3 separate regions of the Mus musculus genome follow, and regions 1 and 3 are each linked to region 2. The links are chromatin loops, found by intact Hi-C in ENCODE. Cell type or tissue: left cerebral cortex. All regions are shown on one strand. Region 1 overlaps Pnpla8 (patatin-like phospholipase domain containing 8). Region 2 overlaps Nrcam (neuronal cell adhesion molecule). Region 3 overlaps Pnpla8 (patatin-like phospholipase domain containing 8).

The links. Hi-C counts contacts between places; a loop is a spot of excess contacts. Peaks named below come from ENCODE experiments on the same cell type or tissue, not always from the same donor. Only the 100,000 strongest peaks of a DNase experiment are listed, where the experiment ranks them.
Region 1: a loop joins it to region 2, with 2.8 times the contacts of the local background. A loop is called at or near these places in 4 of 42 quality-filtered maps.
Region 3: it touches region 2 in a loop (4-fold over the local background); 3 of 42 quality-filtered maps call a loop at or near these places.

What each region holds. Positions count from the first base shown.
Region 1 is chr12:44,299,212-44,307,211 of GRCm38, reverse strand. It overlaps Pnpla8 (patatin-like phospholipase domain containing 8), which reads right to left. Exons shown (of 10, transcript NM_026164.2): 7 at 7,921-7,978; 8 at 2,107-2,301. Among named protein-coding and RNA genes, the nearest start is that of Nrcam, 26 kb to the left of the region's middle. In left cerebral cortex, no CTCF peak of the experiment used is centred here; DNase peaks (open chromatin) are centred at 2,080, 3,012 and 3,479.
Region 2 is chr12:44,568,638-44,576,637 of GRCm38, reverse strand. It overlaps Nrcam (neuronal cell adhesion molecule), which reads right to left. Exons shown (of 31, transcript NM_176930.4): 19 at 7,993-8,000; 20 at 6,231-6,428; 21 at 6,062-6,132; 22 at 4,898-5,123; 23 at 4,321-4,436; 24 at 2,614-2,818; 25 at 640-762; 26 at 1-34. Among named protein-coding and RNA genes, the nearest start is that of Nrcam, 240 kb to the right of the region's middle. In left cerebral cortex, CTCF peaks have their summits at 3,780 and 6,371; DNase peaks (open chromatin) are centred at 2,291, 3,762 and 6,382; H3K27ac peaks cover 448 bases.
Region 3 is chr12:44,287,882-44,295,881 of GRCm38, reverse strand. Pnpla8 (patatin-like phospholipase domain containing 8) reads right to left here. Exons shown (of 10, transcript NM_026164.2): 4 at 7,560-7,711; 5 at 5,222-5,316. Among named protein-coding and RNA genes, the nearest start is that of Pnpla8, 23 kb to the right of the region's middle. In left cerebral cortex, a CTCF peak has its summit at 3,418 (motif pointing left); a DNase peak (open chromatin) is centred at 3,404.

The DNA of each region.
Region 1 (8,000 bases), 270 kb after region 2:
GGTCACAACATGAGGAACTGTATTAAAGGGTCACAGCATTAAGAAGGTTGAGAACCTCTATTCTAAGTGTCTATCAGTAGCAACATGATTTTAAAGAATTCAAAAATGTAAAATACGCTGATAGAATATGCTGTAAAAAACACTGAATCTCAATCGGGGTTGAATACTATAAAAATAAGGAAGTATTTAAAATTACAGCCAAACTGTAACAGAATGAATCATACAATAATATTTAAATCTATTTCATTACTATATTGTATATGGAGCTTAAAATCTAGGGACATACATCTGGTTGAAGATATTTTAAGTAACTACATAGCCTTCTTCCTATATGACTTCCATATATATTCCTGTGGGGCATTTGGCTACACACAGACAATCTGGTTTCCAGTTGAGCTGAGGTCTGAACCCCAGAATGGTGATAATTCACCTATGAGATCCTGGAACTCTGGCTCCTGCTTAAGTTACCGCCCCCACGCCCCCAAGAGAAGCATGGCTAGAACTCACATAGGCAATGTCCCAAGCTTCTGACCTTCAGGCTAAACTCCTCCCCAGTTACCTAGCAACAGAAAAGATAGCAGCTCACTTTAAAAGGGGCTGTTTGGCCCCTCCTTGCTCTCTCTCTCACCCCCTCACTCCATTGTTCTCTTGCTCTTACACTACTCTCCTATCTCTCTTACTCTCTCTAGCCTTTCCTCCCCTCCCTCTTTTCTATCTTCTCTCTTTCCCCCTGCCTTTCTATAATAAAGCTCTAAAAACATAAACAGTCTCTGCTCATCAAGGCTGCGCTCATTCTCACATGCGTGGGAACCTCTCTTCCCTCAGCCCTCTCTCCCATAACCCTGGGCTACAGGGTGTACCCCAGGACACCTTTTGGTTTTGGGGGCTGCCCCTTGTCCACCCCCTGAGGAGTGGGTCAAAGGCTGGGATGCCCACCCCGGGCTGAGTGGAAAGCATCCGCCTGTCCGAGCATAGGTGGAACTCTGGCGGGACATGGCTATCCTCCCCCTCTTCCCTTGGGCCCCTTTATAGTTCCCACGTATTCCCATTGTAGATGTTTGATTTGTTACTGTGTGTCACTTAGCTTTTGAGTTTCTGAGAGTACCTCTGAGTAGCAAAAGTTTCTAATTTTGATAAAGTCTGCTGTACCAGTGACTTTTGTGGATGGACAGTAACTTTTTTAAAAAAAAATGTTAGGAATCTACTTAACCCTAGATCATATAACACTGCTCTTCTAAATGTTTTACACTTTAAACTACAACATTCAGTTACTACTACTGAATATTGTTGGTATAATTTGTGAGGTTTAAGTGAAAATTAGAATCCACTAAATGTTCTTGGTATAAGCTGTGAGGTTTGGAGAGAGTGTGGGAGAGGCAGAAAGAGGACCACCCTTCTGCAGGCAACAATAGTATAGTATATATTTCAAACCAATTTGTCAAGAAGAGTATCCTTGGGGCTGTGAAGATACTTTAGTGGATAAAGCGCCGGCTATTCAAGTAACAGAACCTGAGTTCAGATACCAAGCACCTATTGTGGTGGCACACATTGTATTTGTAACCTCAGCACTGGAGGGTAGAGATAGGCAGATTGGTGGGGCCTACTGACCAGCCAGTCTAGTCAATTGGTCAGCTTTGGGTTCTATGAAAGACCTTTTCTCAACAAACAAGCTGGAAAGCAAAGACACTTAATTAGGTTAACCGCTGGTACTCACCGATTGTTCACATGTACTATACACACATGCATTAGCTCGTTCCACAAAAGTACTATCCATATAGCTCATGTGCACATAGGTCTAGTTCTGGACTCTGTTCTACTTTACACCCGACTTCCCCCCAACCCCCAGCACACACACATTGACCAAACTTCCTCAAATAACAGTCTAACAAGCACTCACACTAGAAATTCCCTTTGTTCATCCTTGTGAAGTTTAGTAACAATAAGTAAATTCTGACCTTAAAAAAAAAAACTTTGAAAAAGAATGTTGAGATTTGAATATAATTTCCTCCTTTCCATTCCTCTGTCAGATCCCTCCCACATAACCCGATTTGCCTTCATGCTGACTGAAACATTTAAAGAGTCTAAGGAGTCGCACGGATGACTTACTTGATGAAGATCACTCCCCAGCGCGTACTCTGCAAAGTAGCCTGGAGCAGCTGATGAGGCTCTAATGGCCTGCCACATTTTATACTGACAGCCTCCTAAATAGTGAGAGTTGGTGCCAGGAAAATGACCATAGTTTCTGAACACAAAAGCTTTTGGTGTTTGTCCTCTGTTTACTATGGTACTTATAGCAGCTACCTAGAGAGTTAAAAAGTAAGCAAAAAATATGACCATTAACCATAAATATCTATATTTAAAAAAAAACTGAATACTATCTATTATTATTTATTTGTTAAATGCAAGGAGCCTCATTCTGTAGTCCTACTTGGCCTAAAACTCATCATAAAACCTTCGCTGGCCTTGGAACTTGTGCAATTCTCCTGCTTAAATCTCCTAAGTGCTGCAGTTACAGTGTGAAGTACCATGGCCAACTGAATGCTATTTAGTGATATATATCTACAAAACAACAAGAACAATGTGCAAACACAAAAATACTTACAGAAAACTACATGTGTGTTATAGGAGAAGAAAAAGATAAAAAAGAAGGTTTGACACAAGTTTGAGATATATTAGATGAGAACAGTAATAGAAGATGCATTTGAATATATGATTTTATTTAAGACGATTCAGAAAGACACATTTCTAAAGTCATAACTGATATAATAGTGTTGACAATTTATTCTTAGAATTCAACAAATGCAGTATTTTAAATGTAATTTACAAAATAATTTCATGTGCTTTGAAAATATTTTGAGATTCCATCTTACACTTACCACAATGACTAAGGTCAATAACACAAGTGACACTCATGCTTACAAAGATGTGGAATCAGGAGAACATTCCATAGCGGGTGGGAGTGCAGACTAGTACAGCCACTATAAAGATTGCTCAGAAAACTGGGGCTCCATCTACCTCATGACTCAGCTACATCACTCTTGGACATACACCCAAAGGATGTTTTATTCTACCACAAAGATCCCTGATTAACCATGTTCACTGCTGCTCTATTATAACAGCCAGAAACTGGAAACCACCTAATGTCCCTCAATAGAAGAATGGATAAAGAAAATGGGGTACATTTACACAATGGAATGTTACTCAACAGTTAAAAAAAAGAGAGAGAGAGAGAGAGAGAGAGAGAGAGAGAGAGAGAGAGAAAGAGAGTTTTGCAGGCAAATGAACGGAACTAGAAAGAAAACATCCTGAGTGAGGTAACCCAGACGCTGAAAGATATATATGGTTACATATTCACACATGTATGTGGGTATTAGTCATAAATAAATGATAACCAACCTATATTCCACAAACCCTAGAAGGTTAGGTATAGGGGGAGGGACCAAGAGGGAACAGATGGGTCTCCCTAGGAGTGGGAAATAGAACAGATTTTATAGGTACACAGGGGGTGGGTGGGTGGGTGGGAGAGGAAATGGAAGGATAAAGTAGGGCAGGGGAGGGGAGATAGTGTTGAAGGAGGAAATGCAGGAGAAACAGATGAAATTAAGGGGCACTTAAGTGATGATATGGAAACACAGTGCAGTAGAAACTTCCTAAAACATGTGAAGCAATCCTAATGAAGTCTCCTAATAATGGAGGATACAGACTCCCAACTGGCCATCTCTTGTCACCAACAAGGCTTCCAGTAAAAGGACTAGGTTGCATTCAATTAACCTGTTGGCCAAGGGGGTCCCATTGAAATCCCCAAACAGACCCAGACTATTGCTAAGATAAGAGGTTGCTCTCCACGAACTGACAGCCAGTGACACTGCTGAGGACAACACGCACACAACACACTGACCATGGAGCAATGGAGCTGGTGCCTATAAGGAATCTTCAGTTCTACATTCTATTGTCTTTGGTACAGGAAGTTATTCTACTGGCTTCCAAAAGAAACATAAACACAAACCTAGCTATTAAACCTCTGACCTACAATCTGTTCTCCCTGCAAGATATGCTATCATAATGGTGGCACAGAACTTGTGGGAGCAGCCGACCAATGTCTGATTTGACTTAAGGCCCACTCCACAAGACAGAACCCATATCCAATACTGCCTGGGTGACCAAGAACCTGAAATTAGATAGTCCAAAAACCTAGGGTAAAACAAAGCACTTCTGGTATAAAAGAAAAAGTATCAATAAAATAATCCCAATACTTTGCTATCCGCATAGATCCATGCCTTATTCACTCTACAGCAGAGAGGCTTCCCCCTACAAGAGACAGGAGACAGGAGACAAGAGACAGGAGACAGACAGGAGACAGGAGACAGACAGGAGACAGGAGACAGGAGACTCATAGCTAGTCATTATGTAGAGTGAGAGTCATTGGAGCACACAGCTCTAAATGAGATGTCTTCATCAAATCCCTCCCCTTAGAGCTGAGGGAACCCCTCAGAAGAGGAGACACATTGGAACAAGTTCTTGAATGAGGCTGTGTGAGAGGATTTCTGAGCCCTTATAAGAAAACTCCAAGTAAATAAACAAGACAAAAGTCTTGTAATCTATGTTCCTCCCCAAGATGGGCTGTTCTCGGAATGTGCTCCTCCCTGATGTAGTGGATATGATAGTTTACTTCAGATTACTCATTACAAGTGGCAATTCCTCATTTGTTTATATTATCTGTATAGGAAAACATATTTTCACCTGCAGCTTAGGATTATATACAGCTTGAACTCACAAAAAACTTCACCCAGGTGACTTTCCTTAACCCTCAGGAAATGGTGGTTAAGATGCTCTGAATAAAGAAGGTTCTTTCTTTCTTTTCTTTCCTTTTTTTTTCATAAAGGCGGTTCTTGAGTGAGACTTTATTCTATCTTATTTACTGGCTCCATTCTTGTAGGTCTTATCACCAACTAGAGCAGCAACTGGGTGGAAAAGTACAAGAGCCAGAGGGGATGAAGCATACTAGGAGACTAAGACCCTTTGAATCAACTGAGCAAGGCTCATATAAACTCAGAGGCTGAAGCAAAAAGCACAGGTCTTGCACAGATCTGCACTGGGTCCTATGCATATACATTATAGCTTTCAGTTTAGTATTTTCATGGGACTCCTTTTAAGTTCCTGAACAAGTGGGTCTCAAATCCCTATGCCTACTCTCGGGGCACTTTTCCTTCTGTTGGGATGCCCTGTTCAGCTTCAACGTGTTGGGCTTTGCTTTGTCTTATATTTTATTTTGCCATGCTTGGCTGTCTTCTCTTAGAAGCCTGCTGTTTTCTAATGAGAGATAAAAAAAGGAGTGGATCTGAAGGGAAGGGGAGATGGGAAGGGGAGATGGAAAGGGACAGGGAACAGAGGGAGGGAAAATTGTAGTCAGGATATATTATATGAGAAAAGAATCTATTTGCAATAAAATAAAAGAATGAGGAAATATGATTTTAGTAAAGTCACAGCATAGTCCTGCACAAATTCTCAAAGCTTTCAAATGACAGGCCTAAGTTTTCCTGTTCTGTGTCAAACCCAGTCATGGTCCTGTTTGTTTTGTCATTTAATAAACAAAGGTCCTATCCTAGATTTCTAGACTTCATGACTCTTTGTCATCTATGGATACCAGCTGGCCATTCACTAAAATCCAGAGGGTCTTTCTGTAACTAAGATACAGAAAAAAAGAGGATTAAGAATCCTATCAAGGGCTGGAGAGATGGCTCAGTGGTTAAGAGCACTGACTGTTCTTCTGGAGGTCCTGAGTTCAAATCCCAGCAACCACATGGTGGCTCACAACCATCTGTAATGTGATTGGATGCCCTCTTCTGGTGTGTCTGAAGACAACTACAGTGTACTTACATATAATAAATAAATCTTAAAAAATTAGACTCCTAACGATAGCTGTCTGCTCTATTACAACAACAACAAAAAAAAAACCTTTGCAAATGGCTCAAGATTTCACATCTATTCTTTTACCCAAAGTTAACAACTTCCCATAATTTGTAAACAAGTATTCAAACAAAAACAGAGGCCCAGTAATCTAGAAGAACAAACCAGAGGGGTAGGTAGGGTACATCCTAGGTCCTCTCCCAAGGAATGAAGTCATCTCTTTGTTGTGGCCTTCAGGAGCACTGTGTGATGTAATCTGCCTACTATTCCAGTCTCATTCCAGTTGCTGCCCTCAGATCTTTGGGCTAGTCTCTGGGAAAGCTTACAGTTCCTGGAATTCTCTTTGAGCCCTGCATAGACCACTTTCTTTGTCCTTTTGCCAGGAATGCTCCTACTTACTAGCCTTCACAATGAGGTCTCACAAAGTAGCCTTCCTTACATCCCTTGAAATGTATGCTTTCAGAGAACTGCTAGTTTGGTCCACAGCACCCATTTCAGGACTACTTCATTTGTGAGATTATTTACTTAACAGTCACATTAAGAAGATAATTCACAGCCCTGTGGTCCCATGTAACTGTCTAGCTTACTTTTAACATAATAATACAATATTATCAGAAATACAGCCACTAAAGATTAACAAATACAGTGCACTTAAATAAATCATCTTTGTTTCTATACACTTTTAAAGCACTGTGATTCTAATAAAGCCTTAGTATTATTATGCACAAATTCAGTGCTATCACAAAGGCATATGTATAGCAGTCACAAACATGAAGGGATAAAAGTGATGAAGTTAAATACTCATGGGAGCAAATATGGAGACAAAGTATGGAGCACAGACTGAAGGAAAGGCCATCCAGAGACTGCCCTACCTGGGGATCCATCCCATATACAGTCACCAAACCCAGACACTATTGTGGATGCCAACAAGTGCTTGCTGACAGCAGCCTGATATAGCTGTCTCCTGAAAGGCTCTGCCAGAGCCTGACAAATACAGAGGTGAATGCTGCCAGCCAACCATTGGACTGAGCATGGGGTCCCCAGTAGAGGAGTTAGAGAAAGGACTGAAGGAGCTGAAGGGGTTTGCAACCCCATGGTAAGAACAACATTATCAACCAACTAGTACCCCAGATCTCCCAGGGACTAAACCACCAACCAGAGTACACATGGAGGGACCCATGGCTCCAGCTGCATATGTAGCAGAGGATGGCCTTGTTGGGCATCAATGGGAGTCAAGGCCCTTGGTCCTGTGAAGGCTTGATGCCCCAGTGTTGGTGAATTCAAGGGCAGGGAGGCGTGAGTGGGTGGGGGAAACACCCTCTTAGAAGCAGGGGGAGGGGTGTTGGGCTAGGGGGTTTGGGGGGGAACAGGAAAGAGGATAACATTTGAAATGTAAATAAAGGAAATATCCAATAATAAAAAAAAAAGACAACTACAAAAATAAAAAGTGATGAAGTTACAAAGACTAGCAGAAGGAGTGATATCTTGATTTCGCATCCTAATAGCTTGCCATTCAATAGTAACTATAAGCCATGTGGGATTTCTAGGCACATCAATTATAATCCTCAAGCAAACAATTATTGTTAACACAAAGCTAAAACAATTTCAGATTGTGAAGTTTCAAACAAATAAGACGAACTACATAGAGGCATACCTAAATGACTCAATTTTTAAAAATTAGGATTCCATTTGTATATTAATTAACCCTGTTGATTTTACATATAAAACTTACCTTTGAAAATCTAAGATAGAAAAATACTTTAATTTTCCTTAACTCGACTAGATTTTGTTAAAATAATGATAAAATATTCTATATTTTCAGTCCCGATTAATTTTTTTAAACTTCTATTACTTTTATTTCAAACTATCTAGTAATTACATCCTGTATTTTAATAGAATGACCTAATAGATAAGGAAGCAATAACATCTATTACAAGAAGTTCACAAGACTGTCTCTCACAATACATGTTTTTCCCAGACTCTGCGATGCTCTGCCTAAGAGACTTCACTCACCTTAGGACATGCGGGGTTTCTCGCTGTTTCAATCATTAGTGCAGATCCAATTCTATCCCTTTAGTAAACAAGAACACATA
Region 2 (8,000 bases):
TCTACCAGAGGGCCTAGCTCATGTGTGCTGTTAACTGTCAATGAGAAATGACAAACAAGCACATTACCCATTAATTAGCTGTCATAGGAATATTATTGTAAATCATTTCTTCAACCAAAATTGTCCTCCCCACCATACAAGTGTTTTACAATTCTTCTTGTGCATTGGTTAATATACCAATTACCATTTAAGTAGTAAAATGTAACCTATAGTATAATATAAACAAGTGAAATATTTTTCCCTATTGGCTTCCACACTAGGGAAATTTTACAGTTAAATTACAATAGCAGTTTTCATTTTGTCTTTGCTGATGGAGTTTGATAATGTTAATAACTCCAAACATGTCTCTTGGTATCCTGTGGCCAAGAAACTTCGTCTTTAATTTTTGTTGCTAAATAATAGTCTCCTAGCCTAATGATAGGACACCCCTCCTTTCAGGACTACACTTAACAACCTACATTACCCTAAATATACCTTAATTTTCAATAACATATGCATTAGTTTTTCATAACAGGCGTGCTCTGAAGTTCTTTCTGGAATATTACTAGAAGGTGCATATAAATATTTTGAAAGAACCAGCTTGCATTTTACAACAGGAGCTTGCTGAAAATCCAACATTTCCTTATCGAGGTGACTTACTTGGCTGATATTGTAAGATGTACTCAGTCAGGATGCCATTTGGGTGGCTTGGGGGGTCCCATTCCAAAGTGAGGGAGTCCAGTGTGGGATTAACAATTTTCAAAGATGAGGGAGCACTAGGGACTTTTAATAAGAACAAACAGTCAACACATTTTTAAAAAAACATTTCAAAGTAAACACACTTCTATTTACACAATTGATCTGAAGTTTGATTTTCAGCTTAGTTTTTGCTTCAGCTAAAAAGTACATTATCACAAATATGTAGCAGAAATTTATTTCCTTTCTTCTCTTATCTTTTCTTTAATACCACTTCCATTTTAATTCACTAAAATCATCTTTTCAAAATACATAGACTGCCTTTATAGGGACTCAAACTATTTTAAAGCAGGCAGCACTTAACACAATTTATAAAGGCAAATGGGTTACTAAAGGAGGCCATCCTAAGCAGGCCTTTCAGAGGGAGCAACTGTGTTCTGACACACTAAATACTGTCCTCCTACCCAGGCTCCCCAACAAACCAAGTGTCTCCACATAGTCCCAGTCTCCACAAAGTCCCTGATGGGCTTTGGGTTGCCCAAAGCCTGAGCTGTGCCTATCCCAAGAGCTCACAGCTTCTCAGGATCTGAAACTGAAAGCCAAGAGCCCCATATGTTGGCTCACCCCTACCCCAGGGTGCAGGAGGCTCAAGGGCTTCAGGTCTCCCGGACAGAGGCTGGCAAATTATCAGAGGAAGTGGGTCTAGTCTTCCATTTCCATCTTTAAGAGGCTTGGTGCTGATCTCCATCAGGATGCTGCCTTTCTGCCATATTCCCTAGAAACCAATTAACACCACCACCATTGCTCCTTCACTCTAGCTGGAAACCAGACAATCAATTCGGAGTTTGTGTTTTTCCCATCTCCTGGGATGCTACGTCTTGGCAACGAACACTTTTCTCATCCTTATACATTCCTTCACCCTTCTGCTTTTGTCTTCCTCCTGTCTTCGTCAGGGCCTTCAATCATGTCTGTCACAGGCTTCTAAACTTTAACCTAATTGGTTCTTAACTTCCAAAGATCATAGGTCTCTTTTCTTTTAAAAGATGTTGACCTGTTGCATGATTGTGTTGTTGCAGAAGGTTCGTGATATTCTTTAAATGTCTCAGCAGATCCTGAAGGGACCACCACAGCCTGCAGACTAAGAGCTTCTGCCCCACAAGTTAGTATCCATAGCATCCAAGATCATGCATGATGTGGGTCCTCTCCCATTGCCATATTTCTTTTCTCATCCTGGCTAAACAACTTGCATTTGGTAGAAGGATGCTTTTTTAATAGCTTTGTGGCTTCAGACAAACTATTCTCCTCCCCGCTTTCAGTCCTTAATCCCATTTATCTCTTCTATGGCCCCTTGAGCTATCTAAAGGGTATCTTACTGATGAGAGATTACAGTGGAAAGAATCCTTCTGCCTCAGCATCTTAAGTGCTGGGTGGGATTGCAGACTCTATCACACCTGATGTAAGACTTGGAGCATTCTAAATCAGTACAACTTTATACGATACAAAAAATCATGAAGGCATGTGAGTCAGTTCCAACTGACTGAAATATCTTCCTTTGTGGGTATTTTCTTACTTCTTCCTCCCATCGCTCACACTTTCCAGAGGGAGCTATTGACACTTAAAGAAGATACGGAATGTGACTTGGCTCAGAAAGCTGGTGACTCCCACACTACATTAGCAATGTTTCAGATACCCTAAGTGAAAAGGAAATTTTTAAGGGGGAAAAGGTTATCTGGAGACAGCTTTCTGCACTCTGAAGTTTTATGTGTGGCTTCCAGTCATGTGTGGGTGACATTTCTCCAGTTTTCGTGTGTGCTGTGATCATTTCTAATCATGCAGTTTGCTTCTAGAGGATTCTCTCCATGGAGGGCCTGCTGTAGTGCAAACCCTTTCAGGATGTTCCACACGCTCCTTGATCCCAGGGATGCACCCATTCCTTACCTCCCTCCGGTGTATGGAAGCCTCTGTCCGTGCTGGCTGGGCCCTCCCCTTTCCCGTTGACCACTCGGACGTTGAGGGCATAGTGACTGTATGGCTGCAGCCCTGGCAGCATGCCGTGAGTCTTGGTGCCCTGGAAGGTGAGGATCTTCTTCTCAATGTGGCGCCTGTTTCTTTTAGAGGAGCTCTGGGTCTTCCAGTAGTAAATCTGAAGTGGCAAGAACCAAAGTCAGAGACGCACAGGATGTCAATATAACCATGCTTACTAAAACCAGAACACTGGGGGTAGCAAGGGGACCCAGCCGGTAATGGCCCTTGCTATGAAAGCCATTAGCCAAACCTGTTAGATTCTGGAACTCACGTAAAAGGAGGAAGAGATAACCAACTCCACAAAGCTGCTCTCTTGCCTCTACACATTCACTGTGGTCGGGCCTCTCCCTTCTCACTCATCCTATGGACTTGTAGGAGTGCACAAAGGGTGTGAGCACACATAACGCTTTTTTAAGTTGAAATGCTGATTTTCAGATAAATATCTTGGTGCGTTTTACATGAATATTAGTAAAACTAATGGATACTGGTTCTTAGCAAGTGAGACAGAAGCCCACAGAAAATAACAAAACTTAGGTCCACACAATAAAGCTGTGCTTTCTTATTGTGTTGGAGGACGATAAAAGAAATGAGTGAAAGAGAATGCGATTCACTTGGTTCTCTTATTTCCAGAATAAAAAAAATAACCATAATAAATATTCCAGAATTTTACTTGTATAAATTTTGCTGCCCATTGTTTATATGTTCTTGTTGGGTTAATTGAATCCTCACCCTAGGGAGGCTTTTATTATTACTCTTTTTGTAGTATCACTGAGCTCATGGGCTAGTGAGGGATTCTTCCAAAGCTATAATGACCCTGTACTGCAGGTCTCAGGTTAGTTTATTAAGTCACACTACCATCTCATCAAAAGTACTTTTACATTTTAGGCACAGATTTTAGAAAGATAAAAAGGTGTTGCCTAACTTTGGTCAAAATGTGAGTTTTTTTTGTATATTACATTTTCTTGACGGTTTCTTAGGAATTTAAAGGCAGTTTTCCAAGATAAATTAGCATATGCAGAGTCTGGTCACTATTGGGGGGAAAAAAAGGGAGTACAGTGCAGTACATAAAGAATCCTCTAGGGGTCAGTGTCAAACCGAAGTAGTGATGTAAGTGATCGTGGGGTTTTTTTGGCTATATGAATAAAAATATCTCTAGCAAATAATGTTTCTGTGGGTTTTTTTAAATAAATATAATTAATGATCATAAGGATGACTCAGTTATGTACTATAGAGTCTTAAAGTATAATCTGATTTATTAGTGTTCTCATTATTGTTAAACTAGGTGCAAATGGTTACATTTTAATTCTTAAAAAAAATCTGTCTGCCTTATTTCACATATACTGTCCAGTCATCAGAAGGTTCTAAAAAGGTGGGAAACCTGTGAAATACAGAGGAAACATCGTTTTATCACGTTGTTTTTTTTTTAAAGTGAGAATTCAAGTCAATTGTAGCTGGGTTCTTTGGGTGTGACTGGGAGCAGTGAGAAAATAATCTTGTGAAGTCCTAAATGCAAACACGGACAAACCACATCATTTCAACCTAAAATGCTATATGTGGCGAGTGGTCCTCACCATGGCCCTGCTACTAAGTAAAGAACACAAAGTGTTTCCCTTCACCTACCCGGTAGCCTTGTAAGTGTCCTCGGACACTCTTGGGAGGAACTGGGTCCCAGTGCACCTCTGCCAGCGTACTGTTCACCACGCTGACGCGAACATTTCCAGGAGCCACCATTGGAACTAGGAAGAGGACGAGAAAGGATGGAGGTGATTCAAATAGTTGTTATTTTTCTATTTCATGCAAAAAATAAATGTCACAACATTCAATAACTTTGGCTTGAAGCACATTCTACACTATATCAGAGAGTCTTGTCCTTTTGGCACTTCATTATTCATTCATCTGGTTTTATGAAAGCAACTTTGATACTGCAAACTTTCACTTCCCTCCACCCCCACCCTCAAGCTCTGGATTTGGAATCCAGAACCTCAGGTGGTAGGAAAGTGCTCTGCCACCAAGCTATTTCCCTGGCACTGAGTCGCTATTTTTCACATAGTAGGCTGTACAAATGCAGAGAAATAAGCAAAATGATTATTACCTCTTGCTTGCTAACTTGAGTACCTCTGGAACTAGCCTCAGTTTATACCTTGGGAGCTCTGTCCATCTAGACAAGAGTAGAATGGAATAGGCAGGGGACACTTACGGTCTTCTCCAGAATGCCCCATGACTGCAGCTGGCTCTGGTGCAAACCCCACATCATTCAGAGCTTGAACTTTTATCAGGTATGGGACAAAGGTTGGTGTGCCAGAAACAATGTATTTGGATACATTGGCCACAACCACAGACGTCCACTCATCGTCACCATCTTTCTGGCGCCAGCTCACTTTGTACTGGAGGCCAGGCCCATTCGATTGAAAACCATTCAGGGGCTATGAGAAAAGCCAAACAGAATGACTGTACAGCCTTTTACAGGAATAGCAAGTCCAGTTCCTAGATTCAAGTAAGAGAATGCTGAAACACTAAAATCTAAGCTCTTAAATGCCCACGTCTCCAGGGACCTCTTCCCTTCTCTCAATTGTGATGAGATCCAGAGTCGGATTCTCTGCATCAAAGGTTGCAAATCACAATTCTAAAGTAGTAAATAACACACAAACCTTCAAAGACTGGCTCCGTCGTAAGTGTGGGTGACTCTTAAAACATTTTAGCTATCTAGATTTACTTTATATATCCCTGTTTGTGTCATAGCTCATCATTGTCCACCGAGAGATGGAAACTTACAATCTATTTTTCTGTTAAAGATTTGGGTCTGTCTACTCTATCATATGTGAATATAAATATGCATATAGCATGTATGTGTATGCATAGATCTAAAGTTTTATCATTATGCAAATAAAATTTCAATTTTTAGTTCCTAACTTTTCAGATCTAAACCACAGATAATGTAAGTAAGAATGATTGTAATAACAATTTGGCTACTGGGAATAGCTTGATACATATATTCCAAATGGTCTTTCTGATGATAATAATGGCGAGCTAGCATTTTTCAGCATATATTCGTGTGAGGCATAATGCTAAGCATTTCACATACATTAGTTCCTTCAGTCTTAAGCAGCTGTGTTCCTATTCCCATCATACAGATGACTGACAGATACTTGGCAACAAATTCCAAAGCTGGGACTCTCACCTGTCCATTTTGGTCACCGAAATAGAACTATTTAATTACTATACAAAGTTCCCTTCTAAATACAGGTAAGTTTTTTTTTCCCAAATTGGGTCAAAAGGAATACGAACGCAGGTGTTATTCAAAAGCAACCTTTTCTGCTCAGTATAAAAAAGGTGGAGGCAAACGGAAGGCTTCATGGCTCACCTTCCATGTAATCACCAAGTTGTCCGGCTCTGTCCCTAGTCCTTCCACAGCCATGGGATTCTGATCTGGTTCTAAAAAATGAAGCAGTCCCACATGAGCAAGCTTCAGCTCTCCAGAAGGCATGGAAACCCCTCCCATTTCATGTCGACTCCATTCATTCCAGCCTTACCTGCGGCTTTTGTAAGATACTGCTCGGATGCCTCGCTCGGCATACTTCTCCCAATGCTGTTCTCTGCCATGACACGGAAGGAGTAGTTCACATAGGGAGACAGCTTCAGTTGGGCTGTGGTCTGTGTTCCAGAAACTTCAGCCTGGTGGCGCCACAGCCCTGCATCATGCATTGCATCTTCATACTCAATGATGAATTCTGGCCACAACAGCACACACAACACAAACCCAACACAATGAATTCAGTCAACATAGAGACACATTGCCAGAAATACCTTGTAGCAAGTAAGAGTAGCCAGACAAGAGTGATTTTTACAAGAAAAAAAATATCCTGTTAGGACATTCTGAGTTCAATACTGAAGTTCATGAAATATTTGGCATTTTCTCCTATCATGCTGAGCTCAGCTTAGTTAAAACTGCTTAGATAGACCTAATCCACATATTCTAATGGGAATTTTAAATATATGAAACAATGTTCAATTGTTGTCATAAAGAAGTAACTACCGTGAATACAGCTACGAAGCAGTTTTTCACTAGGAAGATTGACAGCAATCAAATATTTAACATCTTTTGTTGAGTGTGACACATTCTCAGACCTCCTGGGACGTGTAAATTGATACACTTGTATGCAGGACAATCGGGACTACCTAAAAGTTTTTAACATACACAGTCTTTGAGGAATGGTACTTCAAGCAATTGATTTTGCACAAATGTGATCACCCATGAGTTGTAAAGACACATGCAAAAGAATCCACATTGCTGCATGAGTTTCAGTTGAAGCAACCTAATGACAAGCTACATGCCTACCAGTGAGGCATATATAGCCAAATAGGATCCACACACACTGTGGAATACTCTGCATCAAGCTTTGAAGCCCATCATATCCTGAGTTAATACATGGTTTTTTATTCAAATGCTTTGATCTCTCATCTGATTTTTTTTCTGCTCCACTGATGTCATCAAAGAGAGGAGTTGACACTTTGGAATGTGTCCTTTCATGGCAAAGAGCAATGGGAAGAAAAGCACCTATGCTAAGATGAGGACCTATTGTCTATAAGCAGCTCTGTTACAAACTGTGGGTCGGAAAAGGTCAGTTTCCCAATATTTAGACTGGACATTATCACCATAAGAAGCAGCGGATTAAATATTTATTTTGAGATTCATCTCCTGTGTCTATGCTGGGTATTTCTATGTGAACTTGACACAGCTAGTGTCATCAGAAAGAAAGGAGCCTCAGTTGAGAAAAGGCCTCCATGAAGCCCTGCTGTAGGCAAGCCTATAGGGAATTGTCTTAATAAAGATGCAAGCAGAAGCCCTCCGTGGCCTCTGTAGGAGATTGTGCCTCCAAGTTCCTGCCTTGTTTGAGTTTCTGTTCTGCCTTCCTCCTATGATGAACAGTGATGTAGAACTGCAAAAAAAAGAAACCCTTTCATCCCCAAGTTGCTTTTGGTCATGGTGTTTCATCACAGCAATACCCTAACTAGGACAGTGGAGACTTAGAAGGTGATGCTTATAGATCTTAAACACAAATCATAGTGTGCTTGCTTCATTAACACTGTCAGGAATTAATTAGTTGAACCAAAAGCTCTAACCAGGAATGGCTCTATCTCTGAAGAGCATCTTTGGTTCTAACACCAGTGATGAAGAAAATGCCAATGAATGCATTTGCAAGGAATTACGGCAGTACATCATACAATTGCTAGAGATGCTGATTCGGGAGTAGCCATTGGGTTTACCAGCCACAAAGCCAAACCACCACATACTTGTAATG
Region 3 (8,000 bases), 280 kb after region 2:
TAGTTTTTATCATTAGTGATGTGACTGCTCTTACAATTTACACATGGCTCTGAGACAAGCAACCTGCTGAAATTCTAGCTCTGATACTTTCTTTTTTTTTTTTTTTTTTTTCCATTTTTTATTAGGTATTTCGCTCGTTTACATTTGCAATGCTATACCAAAAGTCCCCCATAGCCACCCACCCCCTCTCCCCTACCCACCCACTCCCCTTTTATGGCCCTGGCGTTCCCCTGTACTGGGGCATATAAAGTTTGCATGTCCAATGGGCCTCTCTTTCCAGTGATGGCCAACTAGGCCATCTTTTGATGCATATGCAGCTAGAGTCAAGAGCTCCGGGGTACTGGTTAGTTCATAATGTTGTTCCACCTATAGGGTTGCAGATCCCTTTAGCTTCTTTGGTACTTTCTCTAGCTCCTTCATTGGGGGCCATGTGATCCATCCAATAGCCGACTGTGAGCATCCACTTCTATGTTTGCTAGGCCCAGGCATACTCTGACAAGAGACAGCTATATCAGGGTCCTTTCAGCATAATCTTGCTAGTGTATGCAATGGTGTCAGCATTTGGAAGCTGATTATGGGATGGATCCAAACTATTTCACAAGATAGAAGTAGAAGGTACTCTACCCAACTCATTTTATGAAGCCACTATTACTCTGATACCTAAACCACAGAAAGACCCAACAAAGATAGAGAACTTCAGACCAATTTCTTTTATGAATATCGATGCAAAAATCCTTAATAAAATTCTCGCTAACCGAATCCAAGAACACATTAAAGAAATCATCCATCCTGACCAAGTAGGTTTTATTCCAGGGATGCAGGGATGGTTTAATATACGAAAATCCATCAATGTAATCCATTATATAAACAAACTCAAAGACAAAAACCACATGATCATCTCGTTAGATGCAGAAAAAGCATTTGACAAGATCCAACACCCATTCATGATAAAAGTTTTGGAAAGATCAGGAATTCAAGGCCCATACCTAAACATAATAAAAGCAATCTACAGCAAACCAGTAGCCAACATCAAAGTAAATGGAGAGAAGCTGGAAGCAATCCCACTAAAATCAGGGACTAGACAAGGTTGCCCACTTTCTCCCTACCTTTTCAACATAGTACTTGAAGTATTAGCCAGAGCAATTCGACAACAAAAGGAGATCAAGGGGATTCAAATTGGAAAAGAGGAAGTCAAAATATCACTTTTTGCAGATGATATGATAGTATATATAAGTGACCCTAAAAATTCCACCAGAGAACTCCTAAACCTGATAAACAGCTTCGGTGAAGTAGCTGGATATAAAATTAACTCAAACAAGTCAATGGCCTTTCTCTACACAAAGAATAAACAGGATGAGAAAGAAATTAGGGAAACAACACCCTTCTCAATAGTCACAAATAATATAAAATATCTCGGCGTGACTCTAACTAAGGAAGTAAAAGATCTGTATGATAAAAACTTCAAGTCTCTGAAGAAAGAAATTAAAGAAGATCTCAGAAGATGGAAAGATCTCCCATGCTCATGGATTGGCAGGATCAACATTGTAAAAATGGCTATCTTGCCAAAAGCAATCTACAGATTCAATGCAATCCCCATCAAAATTCCAACTCAATTCTTCAACGAATTAGAAGGAGCAATTTGCAAATTCATCTGGAATAACAAAAAACCTAGGATAGCAAAAACTCTTCTCAAGGATAAAAGAACCTCTGGTGGAATCACCATGCCTGACCTAAAGCTTTACTACAGGGCAATTGTGATAAAAACTGCATGGTACTGGTATAGAGACAGACAAGTAGACCAATGGAATAGAATTGAAGACCCAGAAATGAACCCACACACCTATGGTCACTTGATCTTCGACAAGGGAGCTAAAACCATCCAGTGGAAGAAAGACAGCATTTTCAACAATTGGTGCTGGCACAACTGGTTGTTATCGTGTAGAAGAATGCGAATCGATCCATACTTATCTCCTTGTACTAAGGTCAAATCTAAGTGGATCAAGGAACTTCACATAAAACCAGAGACACTGAAACTTATAGAGGAGAAAGTGGGGAAAAGCCTTGAAGATATGGGTACAGGGGAAAAATTCCTGAATAGAACAGCAATGGCTTGCTCTGTAAGATCGAGAATTGACAAATGGGACCTAATGAAACTCCAAAATTTCTGCAAGGCAAAAGACACCGTCAATAAGACAAAAAGACCACCAACAGATTGGGAAAGGATCTTTACCTATCCTAAATCAGATAGGGGACTAATATCCAACATATATAAAGAACTCAAGAAGGTGGACTTCAGAAAATCAAATAACCCCATTAAAAAAATGGGGCTCAGAACTGAACAAAGAATTCTCACCTGAGGAATACCGAATGGCAGAGAAGCACCTGAAAAAATGCTCAACATCCTTAATCATCAGGGAAATGCAAATCAAAACAACCCTGAGATTCCACCTCACACCAGTCAGAATGGCTAAGATCAAAAATTCAGGTGACAGCAGATGCTGGCGTGGATGTGGAGAAAGAGGAACACTCCTCCATTGTTGGTGGGATTGCAGGCTTGTACAACCACTATGGAAATCAGTCTGGCGGTTCCTCAGAAAACTGGATATAGTACTACCGGAGGATCCAGCAATACCTCTCCTGGGCATATATCCAGAAGATGCCCCAACTGGTAAGAAGGACACATGCTCCACTATGTTCATAGCAGCCTTATTTATAATAGCCAGAAGCTGGAAGGAACCCAGATGCCCCTCAACAGAGGAATGGATACAGAAAATGTGGTACATCTACACAATGGAGTACTACTCAGCTATTAAAAAGAATGAATTTATGAAATTCCTAGCCAAATGGATGGACCTGGAGGGCATCATCCTGAGTGAGGTAACACATTCACAAAGGAACTCACACAATATGTACTCACTGATAAGTGGATATTAGCCCAAAACCTAAGATACCCAAGATATAAGATACAATTTCCTAAACACATGAAACTCAAGAAAAATGAATACTGAAGTGTGAACACTATGCCCCTTCTTAGAAGTGGGAACAAAACACCCTTGGAAGGAGTTACAGAGACAAAGTTTGGAGCTGAGATAAAAGGATGGACCATGTAGGCTCTGATACTTTCTAACTGAACTTGGGACAAAACAATTCTCAGAGTTCCAAGTTTTCCCTTCTGTGAAGTGGGTATAAATTTTACACTAAATTAAATTATATATAAGATGTCATGGGAATTAAAACCATGTTTTACTAAAAGAATACTGTGTATTTGGCAACTCATTAAATAAGTTGGCTTTCAGTTTGGTCCTAGGATCAATGTGATGAAAGAAATTAAATATTCTAGGATGTCCTTTAAATAGCTGATTTCACATACCAGTTGTAATTGGTGGGACACACTGCCACCTAGTGGTTGTACTTGTCTCACTCCTAACTAAGAGGAAAATGGGGTTTTAGGGGATGAGGAGTCAGCAAGACAGTAGGTAAAGACCTACTTAACATGTAAAGAAATAAGCAACAATGTAGTTTAAAGGATTTTTAATTTTTAAAGTTTATATCTTATGTTTATGAGTGTTCTGAATACATTTATGTCTAAACACCACATGTGCAGAAAAGAGCACTGAATTTCCTGGAACTGGAGTTACAGATGGCTGTGAATTGAACCTGGTCCTGAAGAAATTCAGCAGTGTTCTCTTAATCCCCAAGCCATCTCTCCAGCCCCCTGTAAAGCGTATCATATTGGAATTGGAATCATTCCAGTAAAAGATTAAATAGCTGAAAACATAAAAATGCAATATTGTGGATTAAACTATATAAACTTGGAGAATATTTTAACTTGGAGAATAATCCTAATAAACAAATAATTTGCTAAAAAAAAAAATTAAATGCCTTTTTGAGGGCAGATGATGGTGAGGAGCGGGTCTTCTCTATGTAGCCCTGGCTGTCTGAGTTTGCTGTGTATACCAGGCTGGCATCAAACTCACAGAGATCCTCCTGTCTCTGTCTCCGGGGTGCTAGCAAAGTGCCTTTATTTTCAAAAAGAACTTCTATAAAGATAAACAGATACTTAAAAAAGAATTAATTTTATTAAGTAAGGACACTACCCTTAAACTAAATAGGTGCTTGTTGACATCATAAAAACCATAATTATAAACCAATTTAGTAATAAACAAAATGGGAAAATGAAGATAAATTATGAAGCACTTATAAGTAAAAAAGCATAGTGGAAAGCAATGTCACAGACACAGAAACCCTACATGTTATACAAGATCATGACTGGGAACTGGTTTGTGGGGCTCTACTGTAGTCACTCAACACCAACACGAAGCTACCATTAGGTGTTTCAACTCCCAGGATCACTCCAAATTTAACAGAAAAGGGTAGAATAATGTTTCAAAACAAACAAGCCCACAAATAATACTATCCTTAGGAAATGTCTCTTTGACAAGTATTCAGAGTCTTTTCCTATTTTAAGAGTCACAATAAATTCTAATATATTAAAAGAAATCAATGGAGCCCAAGCAGGCCTCGAACTCACGTTTGTCCTGCCTTAGCACATAAAGAGTGCTGAGAGTAAACACATATGCCACCATGCCTAGCTGCCTGCTGCTTCTTTCTTTACAGGAATTTTGCAGCTCTCCATCTATCTGGAGGTAGATCTCATTTGTCTATTTTGTGAATCTGATCTGAACTGAACTTGGAATTGCTTTTGTTTTTTTTCCCCATACATATACCCACTAGTAAAATTTAAAAGTAGCTATTTAAAACCAAAGACACATTTGTCACTTTAAGCTCTCCTTTCAAATCACCAAATAATATAGGAAAAAATGATTCATTGCTATTCCTTACAGACAAATAGAACTTTTTAGCACCTTTAATTTCCTATTAGCTCAAGCACCATCTAATCACCTACCACTGCAACCTTCCACCACCATCCCCTTACAAGTGACTATGTCCAAAATCAGTAATTAGTAATTATTCCTTGCCAATGCAACTAGTTGAAAATATAATAAAAAATAAGTCATTTTAAATGCTTAAACTTAAAAAGTTACATATTTAAACTCTAATCAGTTTTAAAAGCTGATCATATAAACAATTACTCATCAGTAGAGTTGTGACATTACTGTCCATCGTCTCAGAGACGCTCCATGGCCTCAAGCCTGTGCTGCATGTTCTTGGTCCGTGATCCACTGGTGGCACACACGCCCATTCACATGATGGTCATTACCTGTGCTTACTCCACAGATGTAATCAAAAAGCTGATGAATCGGCTTCTGAGTAAGTTCAACCAACTTCCTCAGAGTCTGGAGAGCAACCACACCTCTGTGAACAGAGAGCAAATTGATAATTTCTCTTTCAAGGGAGATTGAAGATGAATAATAAAACAATTCTAAAAATTTTTACAGCTTATATACTGACATGAAAATAATTCAAACTAGCACCAATAAAAATCATCTGACCAAATTTTAGGATCACTTCAAAATGCTAACACAAAGCCCATACAATGACAATGTACTTATACATTTGTAGCACTGTTTTTAAATAATATAAAGATATGAGAATATTAGATATATTTTGAAAACCTCAATTCTGTAAAGCTCTTTAATAAACCATCCTCAGTGGTTCTGAAATACTATCAACTATTTTCTTCTTTTATTAATATAGCTGGTCTCCTATAATTCCATGTATTTGTATTTATGTTTCACTGGTCTGATTTTCAAGCTATCTTCTTTAATATTTCAGTTTTTAAAACAATAAATTTAGAATCATCTCTACATTAAGAGTGTATGAGTTAATATTACTGACACTTTGTTCATTTCTGGATCTTTACTAAAGGTGGTAAATAACTTACTCTTGAGATAATAGTAAATAAATAGCTTTACTATTACCAAATGAGAATGGAGAATGTAAAAGCAGTCTAGGGGGTCTCCGCTTACTTGGATATCACATACGTTGACAATTCTAAAAAACAATGACAAGTTCAGTTCCCAATACATGATGAGGGGTAGGTCAGTACTACAAGACAATGAAAAGTTTCAAATTGTACCTTGATGGGGCTAATGGAGGTCATTAAAAAAATGTTTAGATTGTAGTGGGATACCAAGTGTTGACTTTTGTTCGCTCACTTGCTCACTTCCTTTTCTGTTGAGACATAGACTCACTATATAGTCTTGAGTGACTTGAAATCAGAGAGATACCCCTGCCTTGGCCTCTCAAGTGCTGGAATTAAAGGTATTGCACTACCACACCCAACATGACTTTTTTTTTTTAAAGCTGAGATAAGCAATGTGTATTTCAGGAGCTGTGAGACAATGGCTGCTATATTATAATTCCAGGTAAGACATGAAGAATTAAAACATGGTGCTGTCAAAATAGATTTAACAATATGACATCTATCACCTTTTGCAAAGGAATTAAATATGAATACATATATATACAAGAAAAATACTTGAGGAAAATAAATCAAAATATTTAAGTTTTGATTTATGGATTGATTGTCTTTTCTCTTTCCTTCCAAAACTTTTCTAAGTACCTATACGAATAGGGAATGAAGTAACTTTAAATAAAGAAACCAACAAAGAATATTTATAAATGAATTCAGACTAATATACAGAGTTAAGTTGGTAGTGTATGACTAGCACTATGTAACTAGTACTGATACATACAGAATAAAAACCAGAATTCTTGGTCTAGGTGTGAGGTATTCTATGTAACCACGCGCTTCACTGGTTGTGCATCTCTATATTAGCTGCAGTCCACTGCATAAAGTGGTGACTGTCATAGGCTGAACACTTCACTAATCTACAAATTACAAGTATTTAGAAGGCAGTTCGATACTATTTGCATTTAGGAGAACAATAGTAAATTCTACCCTGGGGCCTATGACCTCCTTAGTCATGACTTGTTAGCCCAGTTTACAGTACCAGGCATGAGTGTCCTCCTGTGTTAAAAGCCTATAGCCCAACCAGGAAGCTGCTAGCAAGCCTGTGCACCAATGTGCGTATCTTGCAAGATGGGTTCCTTGCAGCTCACAGGGTTCATCCTTGTGTAAGAACATGACTGGCTTTTTTCCACAGCAGCCTGCATAGCACCTTCTGGCTCCATAAAATCTAGCCAGCAGTGAGGAAACTCCAAATTAATTCAGACTTCATTTGTCCATGTCTTGTGATCAAAATGTATGGTGTCTCCAACACGGGTCTTACTATCAAGTTCTGGAGGGTGGGGCTGGAGAGATGGCTCAGTAGTTAAGAGCACCGACTGCTCTTCCAAAGGTCCTGAGTTCAAATCCCAGCAACCACATGGTGGCTCACAACCATCCGTAATGAGATCTGATGCCCTCTTCTGGTGCATCTGAAGACAGCTACTGTGTACTTACATATAATAATAAATAAATCTTTAAAATAAGTAAATAAATAAATAAAAGATTAAGTCATAAATAAAAGTGGCTTCATGTTTTACTTTTAAAACTATATTAAACCATTAATAACTATATTAAACCATTTTCTTTAAACTCTCTAAAGATCAATGAAACCTGTAGTCTTAAAAACCATTTTTGCCAGACTTACCTTGTTCCTCCACCATCAATGGTGAGGATTCGGATTCCTCTGCCTTTCACTGGATCTACATAACCAATTAAAGCCAAAATTTCTCTAACTGCAGCCTGAAGAGTTTCATCCTTAACTTGTCTCAGCCGTAATAAATATGGAATAATTTTTTCCTACATTGAGAAAAAAGATCTTTTGTTATTTATGTCAAACCAGGAAGGAAGAAAAATAATAGCCAAGCTAGGAGGCTGGAGAGATGGCTCAGTGGTTAAAAACATGTACTGCTCTTGCAAAGATTCAGTTTTGGTCATAGCATCCATATCTGGTAGTTCCCAACCATGTGTATCTCTAGCTCTAGGTGAGCCAATGACCTCTTCTGGCTTCCACAGGCAACTTTACTTCCATGTACATACACCTACTTATATAACACACATGCATATATATAAGTTTAAAAATTAAAAT